Regions from separate parts of the Homo sapiens genome. Here region 1 is linked to region 2. A link is an interaction called in ENCODE POLR2A ChIA-PET data of the cell type or tissue named here. Cell type or tissue: OCI-LY7. All regions are shown on one strand. Each heading gives the region's core, and the rest is flanking DNA. Links, peaks and the distances in the headings are about the cores only.

Region 1 (6,708 bases), core at 1,035-6,034, 120 kb before region 2:
GGCAGTAAATTTCAAAGGATTCATGCTTACAGAGTGTGTTCTATGCCCACAGTGGTAGATACCAATAACAGAAGGAAAACTGGAAAGTCCGCAAATGCTGTGAATTAAATAACACACTTCTAAACCTTTGGGTTAAAAAATAAAAGGGAAAGTAGGAGATACTTTGAAGTGAATAAAAATGAAATATCAAAATTTGTGGGATGCAGCAAATCAGTTATTAAAAAGAAATTCATAGCATTAAACATGTACTAGAAAAGAAAAAAGTTTCATATCGGAGACTTCAGCTGCTACCTTAAGAAATTTAAAAAAAAAGAGCAAATGAAGTACAAAGAAATCAGTTGCCCAAAGAAATGTGTGCTTTTTGTAGAATATAAATCTTCTTACATTAAGCCTCTTTGAGTAGCCCGTCTGTAGTTGTTAGCTCTTTAGCATAATAGAACCAGAAATGGAAAGTGTCTCTTATTGTGCTAGATACTTGGGTAGAGTTATAAGGATTCTCAGAAGCTGAGCAGAAATAGCTCTAGACAAGAACTGAATAGGGTGGGCCTACTTACATGCTGCAGTTGGAACCCTGTGAAATGGTATATATTGTTCAAGATTTCCGAACTTCAGTGTCTTTGTCAATAAAATATTACAGGTGCTTTACTTACCTCAACTATTGTTCTTAATACAAAATGTAGAAGCACATTGAAAACGTTATAAAAACAGAGATGAAGAATGATGTTATTGGTTATGGTAATATGAAGGTTACCTCAGATTCTTACCACTTTCAACCTGCTCACAATGTAAATTCTGTTATCAATATCTAATAGAAAAGGGCCTATTATTATATATTCGTGTTAAATTGTTCACATATAGTACACGTAACTTTGTGTGCAAATCTTCCCTCTAGGGCATTCCCTAGAAAGTCCTCAATTTAGCTAGCAGTGTATTGTTGATTATTAAGAGAAATCCGCCACCAGAAAGTCCATTAATAGAGGATATGTTCCTTCTGAATTGTAATTTTCAACTTAATTGTAATAGATTTGCTGCTTTTAGTTTTTATTAACTTCATAGTAATGTGTTAAACAATATTCATTTTTTAAAGTAACATTACATATATAACTTACATAAATTAGATTCTTCTAATGTGAAGATCAGACAGTGAAGGTCTGACTTTTAAAAGAAATCTAAAATTAATTTCAAACTCTAAAAAGATTTGCTTATATTATATGTAAATAAATACGTATGATACATTAATACATATTCTGAGATTCTCCTTGACTGGTATTAAACACATTTTATTATTCCAATTTTGAACATTGTGTTTTCTGCAGATGATTTTCGGAGAAAATTAGCTTGACAATATCAAATCCACCAGTTTTCTTAGAAATGTTAGCGCCATCAAGTGGCTGAGAATGGGTATTTCCAAATTTGACTTAAACCTTTATAACATTGAATATGGGTTTTTTTTTAATCTTCCTCAGAAAGCATGTCTTTTTAAAAATAAACATGCAAAACCAGGTATTATAACGAATAGATAAAATTCAGCTGCTTTACATTATAGTTTAATCACTATACCTTCTTTAAAAGGTATGGTAATTATGAAGAGAAAATTGTTAATTGAATTATTCTCTACAAATGGTAGTATAAATACTGATAGAATTCATAATGTCCTTTGAAAAGCTTTAATCAAGACTCTTAACTAAAAAAAGAGAACTCACTGTGAAGATAATTGAATGTTAATGCCTACGTTATAAAGTAACTTTATTATTGTGAAAATAATCTTCTCCCTTATTTAAAGGGAATAGAAATTGGCTGACTACAGTTCTTTGATAATGTGTGTTTTAGAAAGCTTTGTATTAGCTAACTAATAGAACTAGATATAAAGCAATGGTATAAGAGCTATTGTTGCAAAATTTATTTTAAATTAGGTGTTTTGCACAACACTGAATATACATAATGCCACTGAACTACACACTTAAAAAGGGCTGAGATGGTAAATTTTATGTATATTTTACCAAAATCAAGATATGTATGTAAACTTATATATGAGCTAAAAACAGAACCAACTTCAAAATTTACAAAGGTTTGCATATATATATATATCTCATTGTAACTATGAACATGGTCCTAATTACATGATATTCATAAAACCAGCTTGAAGTTTTTTTTTAAAAGAAAGTATGTGTGATACTTAGGAAAAAAACTTTCTCAGCAAATAAAAGCTAGAACATCTTGTACCTTTTTTTGGTATGGATTGCATGGTTTTGCCAGTGTTAGGTTTTTACTTTAATAGTATTTATAATTTACCTGTCTTGAATTTTACAAGCAGCAGTTAAGATAGATTCTATTATTCAAGCCATTAAAAATGTTCATCTCTTACTTTATTGAGATATCATCAAACTTTCTGTGTAAAGAAGCAGATAATACATAGGCATTGCAAGCCATAAGATCTCTGCGCAACTATCAGCTTGGCTGTTGTAGTACAACAGCAGCCACAGGCAGTATAAAAACAAATGAGCAGAGCTAGGTTCTAATAAAACTATGGACCCTGAAATTTAATTTTCACATGTCACGAAATATTTTTTTTGAATTTTTTTCAACTATTTAAGAATGTAAAATTCATTCTAAGCTGATGTGCCCAACAGATAGGCAGAGGGTAGAAATGACCCATGGGCCATACTTTGCCAGACTGTGCTTTAATCGATACTTTTTGAATTGCTTTATTTGAATGAGGTGCTGATTATGAACAGTAGAAAACAGCATACATCTCAGACCATGATTTGTGTGACCAGAAGAAGAGGGAGATCCCTGAGTTTCTGACATGAAGTTTTTAATTGCAAATTATTTGGCCTAATACCAAGAACAATAATAGCTACCAAGAATACTATATTTTTCTGATCGCTATGTGTGGGTTGGTTGGAGTGTCTTAAATTTTTTTTTTAATAAATAATCTATAATTACCTTAAGTTTATCCTTAATTTCAAACATCATAATGACTACTGATTGCCACCTTTTAACTTCAGCAAGAGGAAATTTTTTTGTCTAAATTAAAAGTTTATCCAATAGCATAATCTCAAAACATTACAAACGTTTGATTATAAACATATTTCAGTATAATTTTAAAATATTATAAATGTAATATAAGAACATTATATTCCATGGAATTAAAAAAGGAACTGTACTCAGCCTTTTTTAAAACTTGGGCAATCATATTAATACCAAGTCAAATTTCTTTACTTAAAAAAAGTTATAATCATTACATTTTATTTTTACAGTATTCTTAAATAATGGACAACTAGATGACATTGGGAACTAAATATGTGACTCTCGTATGCTTTAAATACATTTTAATTCTTTAGGTGAGTATGCCTTGGCAGCAGAATTGTACAGAGAAGTGTTGCGCTCCTCGGAGGAACACAAAGGAAAACTCAAAACTGATTCACTTCAAGTAAGTAAAGACTAAACAGTTTCATAGGTATTCTGTTTGTTTTTTTAACAAAATAATTTTTCTGAATGTTTAAGAGGATAAATGGTAACAAACAGTCATAATCACTGGGTGAAACTTGGGATTCAGTCTTCTCAATAAGCATTTTAGATGATTTGTATGTACACTAACATTTGAGAATCACTACTATTCCATTCAGGGAAGTTTTGGGCACAAGCCTGACAAGGTAAGTCTATATAAGCTACAGTTAAAAATAGCTCAAAGTACTTGTACTTCCAAGAGTAGGTCAGTTTTATCACTTTGACATATGAATATCAACATATTTATTCACATGGTTTTCATTAAAAAGAAAAGGAACTAAGCAATAAAATCTATCTAATGATAATTTTTAGAGGTCTTTAGGGAGATTTGGATATTTTAATTATAACACTTATTTCTCTTTCCCTTCTTGGATCTGTCATTGACTCATATAGACAAGGCTCTCTAGCTAAATAAGAAGTAGAAATGGGTTTATTAATTTTGGCAAGTTTAGGTTTGAGTCCCAGGTAAGATGTCATTACCATTCACAATATTGACCTTGGGACTGACTAACATGTTCACAAGTACCAGAGTGGATATTTAGAGGAACATATGGAAAAGTGGAGGGAGAGGAAAAATTAAATATAAATCTGATATTCTGCATGGATAAGGGTTACAAAAGGCAGGTCCTAGACCTTAACACCCTGCCCTTGAGTAAAGAAAACAAAGTAGTAGTACTCAGATTTTTTTATAGGAAAAGTATTTGGTGATATGATCTTAATGTGGTGTTAGTGTTCTGTGTGCCATATTAATATTAGGTTCTCTTCAGAGTCTTCTGCATTGACTGTCATAATTACTGCCTTTGATATGTTTGTAGAGACTTCATGCTACCCATAACTTGATGGAATTGTTGATAGCCAGGCACCCAGGGATACCACCTACCTTGCGTGATGGCCGACTTGAGGAAGAGGTAATTATTTTTTTCATTCTGTCTATAAAAGTATATTTTCTTCAAACTTTATGCTCCATATAGTTGATATATCCTAGGACATACAACATACAAATAAATGTAATCATGTTTTCCTGTTACTTTGATGTTTCGAATTTTGTTGTGATTTTGGGTAGCAGAGAATGGCAGCAGTACGTATTATTTGGCTTCTCTGCTGATCTACCTGCAGTTATGTGATAAATGCTTGTTGTAGATATGGCTGTTGGTAGCCAACAGAATGGGATGTAAATAAATGAGTTTTAAAAAAGAAACTTTGATCTCATGGCAGATCTACAAAAGAGGTAGCTTAGTAAATATACAAACTTTTGCACTTTCTCCACATTTCTGTGTATTTTTTAAGGGGGTAAATAAAGTCAAATTTTTGGTGGTAGTTCTCCCAAAGAAGTTTCCTCTACAAAAAGTGTCGCCTCTTTTTGAAAAGAATGACATCGAAAAGAGTGATATTATAAATTATTTTACTATAAATTGTTAATAGCTTATTATGCAGATTCTTCCAGGGATTTTTGCTGTTGTTAAACATTAAAGAGCTAAAATCAAAAGAGTAGGTATGTTTGAAATGTATTGAACCTGTAAGTGGAGGCTTTATTTGAGTCAACAGGATAAAAAATGAGATTATATAAATAAGCACAGCCTTTTTGCACTGGTTGTTTTGGGGGCGGAGGTGCCCTGGTAAACTATTTTAATTAACAAAAATTTTATCTATTCATGAGTAGAGACTGATGTTTTGATGTATGTAGACACTAGAATAGCTAAATCAAACTAAATCAATTACCTCTTTATTTTTATTGCATGCATGTGTGTGTGTGTGTGTGTGTGTGTGTGTAGTGAGAACATTTAAAATCTACTTTCTTAGGGCTTCAGCATATGAATTTTGGGGAAACAAAATTCAGTTCCTAACACCTGTGTTACTGTGTATTCTCAAGGATTATTTTTAAACTGCAGTAACTAAGGAATTTTAATAACTAAATTAGCCAAATTTTAGAAAGGTGTCTTTGCTTTGCCTATCATTTGAAATATTACTGTTCTTTTTTTCCCCTCTTTGCTTATTCTAACTAAAAAAAAAAATTAAATAAGAAATTGGCAAACAAATATTCGGTGTTTCTGAAATTTTGTTACTTGGACAAGTAAATTTTGTTAACTTCCATATATAAGGAATTTTTAGCGTGACTTTTATGTTCTCTACAGTATACTTGGACTTTTATGTTTAAATGCAGTTAAGTAGCTTTAAATGTATAAAATGACCCATTCTTCTTGAAACATCATACTGAATTATATTCTAGATTGGGAGTGAAAGTTTATATTCTCTGTTTCAACACAGGCCAAACAGCTGCGAGAGCACTACATGAGCAAGTGTAATACAGAAGTTGCTGAAGCCCAGCAAGCTTTATATCCTGTGCAGCAGACCATCCATGAGCTTCAAAGAAAGGTATGCCAAAATGCAGTGTTTCTTACTTGTATTTGCCTCCAGATATCATTTTGAGTTTTGGTTTTTTGGTGGGGAGAAACTTGAATTTCTTATACATTTTGAAATCCTTAGCACCTAGCACATTGCCTGACCCACAATACAAGTTTATTTTACTGTTAGCAATGATTTATTGGTTGAGTGAACAGATGCATAAATAAGTCAACTATTTTGAGTTCTCTTTCTTTTGAACTCATGGGTTTTCTCTTACCATGAGTATATAACAGTTGTCTTTTGAAGAAAGTAAAGACTTCTATAACCTCCTTTTTATCTTGTTTCTGAGATGTTTTAAAATGTTAATACATTAGAACCACAGGTATTTTTCCTGCAGAATATATACCACTTGTCATTTCTAAAATTTCAGTTTTATGAAATCAGCAGCAAAATCTAAAGAGGTTACACAAATACACTTTTATTTTCAGTTTTTAAATCAGGTGTTGCAAATTTTTGTCTTTCTAATTCATTCATTATTTAGTATTCTGGGATATAATTTTGTGAGTTATTGTGGATTATTCATTAAGTAGAATCTGGTTCAGTTAGTTAAAGATTAGAATGAAGGCTTTCTTTCTTATGCTGATAAAGAGACCTGTGACCTTTTCACACATATAGATTGAGTATTGAATTTTCATTTGGCGTAAACAGTTTTTTTAGTTACAGCTTTGTTATATAAATGCATTCAATAAATTCCCATTTATCCAGAGTAGTTAGGAAATAGGGGTTTCTCTTTAATTATATTTTCAAAAGAGGAAGCGAGCATTGTACATGGAATATGTATACTCGTCTCCCCTC
Region 2 (5,000 bases), core at 1-5,000:
AATTGATCTGCAGGGTTGATGAGGGAATTAAAATAGTGGAAAAATATAAGGTAAATGCTTCCTCCTATGTTTCTCATATTACTATTTAAGATTTTAAAACAGTGGAAGGTTGAAACTGACTTTCTTTGATTTGCTTTTTTTGATAGATGATTCGTCCTACTCCATATATAATGCCTGGAACATATTACTTATGTGCTTAACATGTGTTTGAGCACCATTGACTTTTTATGGCCAATACAATGAAGTAATTTTGATTCAGTTTGATTGATGCCAGATCTGTAAGGTATTTTTATGTGGAATATGTAGTTTTCTGTGAAATGAAGAATCTCATTTGTCCATTTCATTATTTTCTTATATTATAATTCTTCGTATATTTAATACAAATGAGTCTCTAATTGAGGCAGAATTTTGAATGTAGGGAACATAAGAATGAATGAGACTGAGATGATTCTGACTTTCATGGAGCTTATAGCTTTCCTGTGGAAATAGATATTATACAGAATGATGACTTACTTAGAGTTGTCACTAGTATTACCAAGGAAAAAGACAGTATGTAATGAGTACACACAATATGGGATCCATTACCTTGTCTTTGGAGTATGTGGAAAAGTAACAGGTAAGCCAAGACTTAGGGTTGAGGCAGCAGGGGCGTGTGGGGAGGAAAAGGGATGTGTGTCTGTGTCTGTGTGTTAGAGGTAGAGGCAGACATTAGGAACAGCCTGGAGGCAGCAGGTTATTTTGAATACATTAGATGACTCTTATATTTTAAAATCATGCTAATTTGCACTTCTTTATATTTACTTACCTCCTTATGTATTTTAATGAATTTTTTAAAAATGCTTTTTTGAGGGCAATATATTTATGCCTTTAATGACAAGATCTCATTTCATTATATGGGAAAATGCCATGTCTTAGAACTATTTTAATGAATTGCTTGTCAGCCACAGAGTATGAGTTGGCAAAGAACTTCTCTCAGAGAAAATTGAAAGAATTGAAAACATTTGATGATTTACTAATATTTTCTGGTCCAGCGAAACTTTTCCAACAATTTAAATTCAAATATAAATTATTAGAGATGTTAGTTGTTTTCTACTGTGCCTACTGTGTCACTGTTAACTGATAAATAAGAGATTGATGTTTTTAAACCTGTTTTACAGGATTTACAAGCAATTGCAAAATACTTTATAAAGGCATGTTTAATTTGATAGTAGTGGTCTTGATTAGGAAGAGGATGAATCTAGGAGAGTTTTAAATTCTGAAGCTGAGGATTCTATTCCCAGAATACTCTTGAGTATTGACTACTATATTTTCTTAACTTTTTTCTTAATATAGTTAATAGGAAAATGGAATTGAAATTCACTCCTCATTTGTATGGCTATTTTAATAATTGTTAAATTTAGTAATATAATGTTCCATACACTTATACTGAGCATTATCTATGTAAATTATTCTTCAAATAATTTAAAACATATATATTCAAAGCAGAGTAAAATGCTATTATAATTGGAAGGGACCAAAAGACTTTCTTGACCACAGGAGTGATTAAGTGTTGGGATAAACTACAAGCAAAGTTGTGTAATCTCCATTCTTCACATAACATCTTAACATTGGATCACCAGTTACAGAAGTGCTGCCTAAGTTTTTTAAACTTTTATAAGTAAACATACCTGTTATTGTCCATGGATGTTGATCAGACGTGGAGCTAGAACATACAGTCCTAGCTCTGCCACTTACTAGGTAGATGACCTTGGGCAGATCACTTGCTCTTTCTGAACCTCAGTTTCCTCCAGGTTGTTATAAAGATGTGTAAAGAAGGATAAAATAGGTACATAATTACTGTTCTCTCTTCCTTCTAAGTCTACTTCAGAAAATAATAAATGTTATGAACTTGTTGCTATGGATGCTTTTTTGAAACCTTATTCAAAGGGGGATGGGTAGTGTAAAAGAGACTATTTGTTTGAAGCTTGACTACTTTCCTTCTACCTTTGAAAATTATTGCTGTTTTTGCTTTTAACTCAGACCCTGTTGCAAGCAGTTGCTATTTTAAGCACTTTTGAATTAAGTGATGTTTTTAAGATATGTTTTGCCTGGTGATGTCATGTGATGGTGTGTACAGTAACATAAAGTGTCCCTAAAACTTCTGAGAGCACTGGTTACTTCTGGTGAAACTGCTTGTATTTTTAGGTTTCTCCCTTAGTAACAGTCAAGCTTGTAACCTTCAGCATGTGAGATCAACTCAGTCTAGTTCCTGCAAAATAAGAAAGCTACAGCTGTTTTCACAGTCTAATCACTCAGTAAGATTTGTCATAATTCTTAATAAAGTTTTTCTTTAAATGTCTGGTTAATTTACAAATGTTTGTTATTAGTCTTTTATTTCTATATGACTATTTTAGTATGTCTATTTATATATTTCTATACTTATGTCTAAAATTCATGAAGATAAACATTTAAAAGTATTCAACTCATAATTTGTAGTTTTTAACACAATTAAAAAATATAGGTTTGGCGTTGAATATATACCTTGTCTTTTCTTTGACATCATTGAACACCATAATATCAACTCGGAACTTTTCTACTGAATCAAGAAAAGCTCTGTTGATGATGATTCAGGTACACTTTTGTTATTTTAGTTTGAGAAAACTCATACCTCAACTGGAGAAAAAGATAATAGCAATTGAGGAGTGATTAATTAGTTACCTGGAGCCAAGATAGATTTTATGGAAAAATATGTCAGAGAGTTAATAATCTCTTACGCACTGAGGTGAAGAAAACAGGATAAGAATCACCTTCCTATCCAGAAAATTCTTGTCTACTACAATGTAATTTAATTTTGGAAATGTTGAACTGAGTTGCCTGTGCCATATACAAGTAGAAATATATCATAAGTAATCCATTGTAGAGAGTGAAGAGGAGTTTGAAAGAGGAATCTGGGCAGCATGTATAGACGGATTTTCAGCTTATGTATGGTAATTGAAACTTTTGGAGAAAATGAGAGCACCCAGGGAGAATGTACAGAATAAGCAAAAAATGACACAAGCCCTGAAGAAATGCAATATTTAAATAATTATTATTGAGTAATAGTTAAGAAGACTAAGGGTAGGAGAAAGACTGGAGTGACATCATGAAAAGTAAGAGGATGTAATAGTCCTAAAATAAGGGATTAGTCATCATCAGGATACAATGGCCAAGGAAGATGGGGTCTAGAAAAATATGCCTCCAGATTTAGTATTGAGGTTCTCAGCAGAGCAGTTTTAATAGGGGTAGTAAAAATGGGGCCAGAATAGAGAGTTAAAGAATATATAGGAAATTAGACGTTTTTTTTTGGTGGTTTTCAGTTTTTCTTTTGAAAGTTTGACTGGATAAGAAAAAAAAAATGGTGGTAAAGGGGGGATATTATGTTATTATTTCAATTATTATTATTATTTTTTGAGACAGAGCCTCACTCTGTCACCCAGGCTGGAATGCAGGGGTGCACAGTCATGGCTTACTGCAGCCTCAATCTCCTGGGCTCATTTGAGCCTCCTGCCTTGGCCTCCCAAGTAGTTGGGACTACAGGTGCATGTCACTATGCCTGGCTAATTTTTTTGTTTTTATTTTGTAGAGACAGGGTCTTGCTATGTTGTCCAGGCTGGTCTTGAACTCCAGGCCTCAAATGACCCTCCTATGTTGGCCTCCCAAAGTGCTGGGATTACAGGTTTGAGCCACCGTGACTATTATTTTAGTTTTTAAAGGTTAAATAATCTTTTAAAGTTTTTATTGCTAATAGGAAACACACCAGTAAAGAAGTTGATTATACTAAAAATACATTGAATAGGCTCAATAATTATAATTAAGTCAATATATTATGGTTAGACTTTTATTTTTCATATAAAACTTTTCTTTATAAAGGTTATGATGGAAATTTTAAAGCAGGGAAGACCATTAGACATCTATAATCCATTCATGTTATTTTATAGAACTATTTCTCTGCTTAAAATTCTCAGTGACTTCCAGTTGTAAAAGTGTGAACTCTTTGGAGCAGCATAAAGCACTCATCATGATTTGCCTTATTCCTTTCTGACCTCATCTCTTACAGATACCTGGCATTTTCCCCTGTGATCCAACAATACTAGGGAACTTGAGGTTTTGCTAATTCATGCTTTTCTGTATTTGCATATGCTATTACTTCTGCATTGAATGCCTCTCTTTCTTACCAGTTTACCGTCCCATACTTAAGACTTCTCTTTCAAGACTACTGTGATTTATTCTCTAATCCCTACTCATATTGATTATTATCTTCTCTATTGGTACCATTTTACTTCTGTCAAATTGACCACATAAAAACGAGATACACTTTTTACTGTCTTTGACATCCTGCTGTAGCTTTTTGAGAGGAGGCACTGTGACTTGCTAATCTTTATATTGCCACACCAAACACAGTGCATGGTCCATGATAGTTAAACAATAAATAGGCATTTAATGAATGAATGTGGCCCTCAAAAGTAAGTTATTTGCCCACAGCCACAGAGCTTGAGCTTGAACTTTTATTTTCTGGATAAATTCCTTGTATGTTCTAATTAAGACTTACTTAATTTGTGGCAGAATTTATTAAGGCATATATAGAAGGAGAGATCAATAGATGAAATCTTAAATGAATTCATTTAGAAGGAATAAAAAAAGACTTCTAAGAAAGTTTTAAATATATTCATGAAATTCATATTGTTCTTTTAGTAATACAAGATCTCTGAAATGTGGGGTACAATCAAAATCAGTTTAGTTGAAATTAGAAAGGTAAAAGTGAAAAACACTCTGAAATCTAAAATACACATTAACTTGTTTTTAACATTAAATAATACACAGTATTAGAATTTAAATAGTATATTTTGAAACTTTTGCCCTTTTAGGCATATTGTTATATAGTATATAAAAATGAACCGTTATGACATTCTACAGTATTGAATTGTTACTAGAATGTAAGTGCTTACATCCTTTCAAGACATTGATTATATGTAAAATTAACT

The links. ChIA-PET counts read pairs that join two places held together with the same protein. Peaks named below come from ENCODE experiments on the same cell type or tissue, not always from the same donor. Only the 100,000 strongest peaks of a DNase experiment are listed, where the experiment ranks them.
Region 1: POLR2A ChIA-PET joins it to region 2 with 6 read pairs; 5 of 35 experiments call an interaction of 5 or more read pairs at or near these places.

The regions. Positions count from the first base shown.
Region 1 is chr6:145,923,914-145,930,621 of GRCh38, reverse strand. It overlaps SHPRH (SNF2 histone linker PHD RING helicase), which reads left to right. Exons shown (of 30, transcript NM_001042683.3): 15 at 3,345-3,433; 16 at 4,326-4,418; 17 at 5,776-5,883. Among named protein-coding and RNA genes, the nearest start is that of SHPRH, 37 kb to the left of the region's middle. In OCI-LY7, for the core only: CTCF peaks have their summits at 1,199 and 1,403 (motif pointing left); a DNase peak (open chromatin) is centred at 1,391.
Region 2 is chr6:145,806,562-145,811,561 of GRCh38, reverse strand. The region is part of intron 1 of FBXO30 (F-box protein 30); the gene reads left to right. All of the region lies in intron 1 of EPM2A-DT (EPM2A divergent transcript), which reads right to left. Among named protein-coding and RNA genes, the nearest start is that of FBXO30, 5.7 kb to the left of the region's middle. In OCI-LY7, for the core only: no CTCF peak of the experiment used is centred there; a DNase peak (open chromatin) is centred at 2,191; H3K4me3 peaks cover 881 bases; H3K27ac peaks cover 820 bases.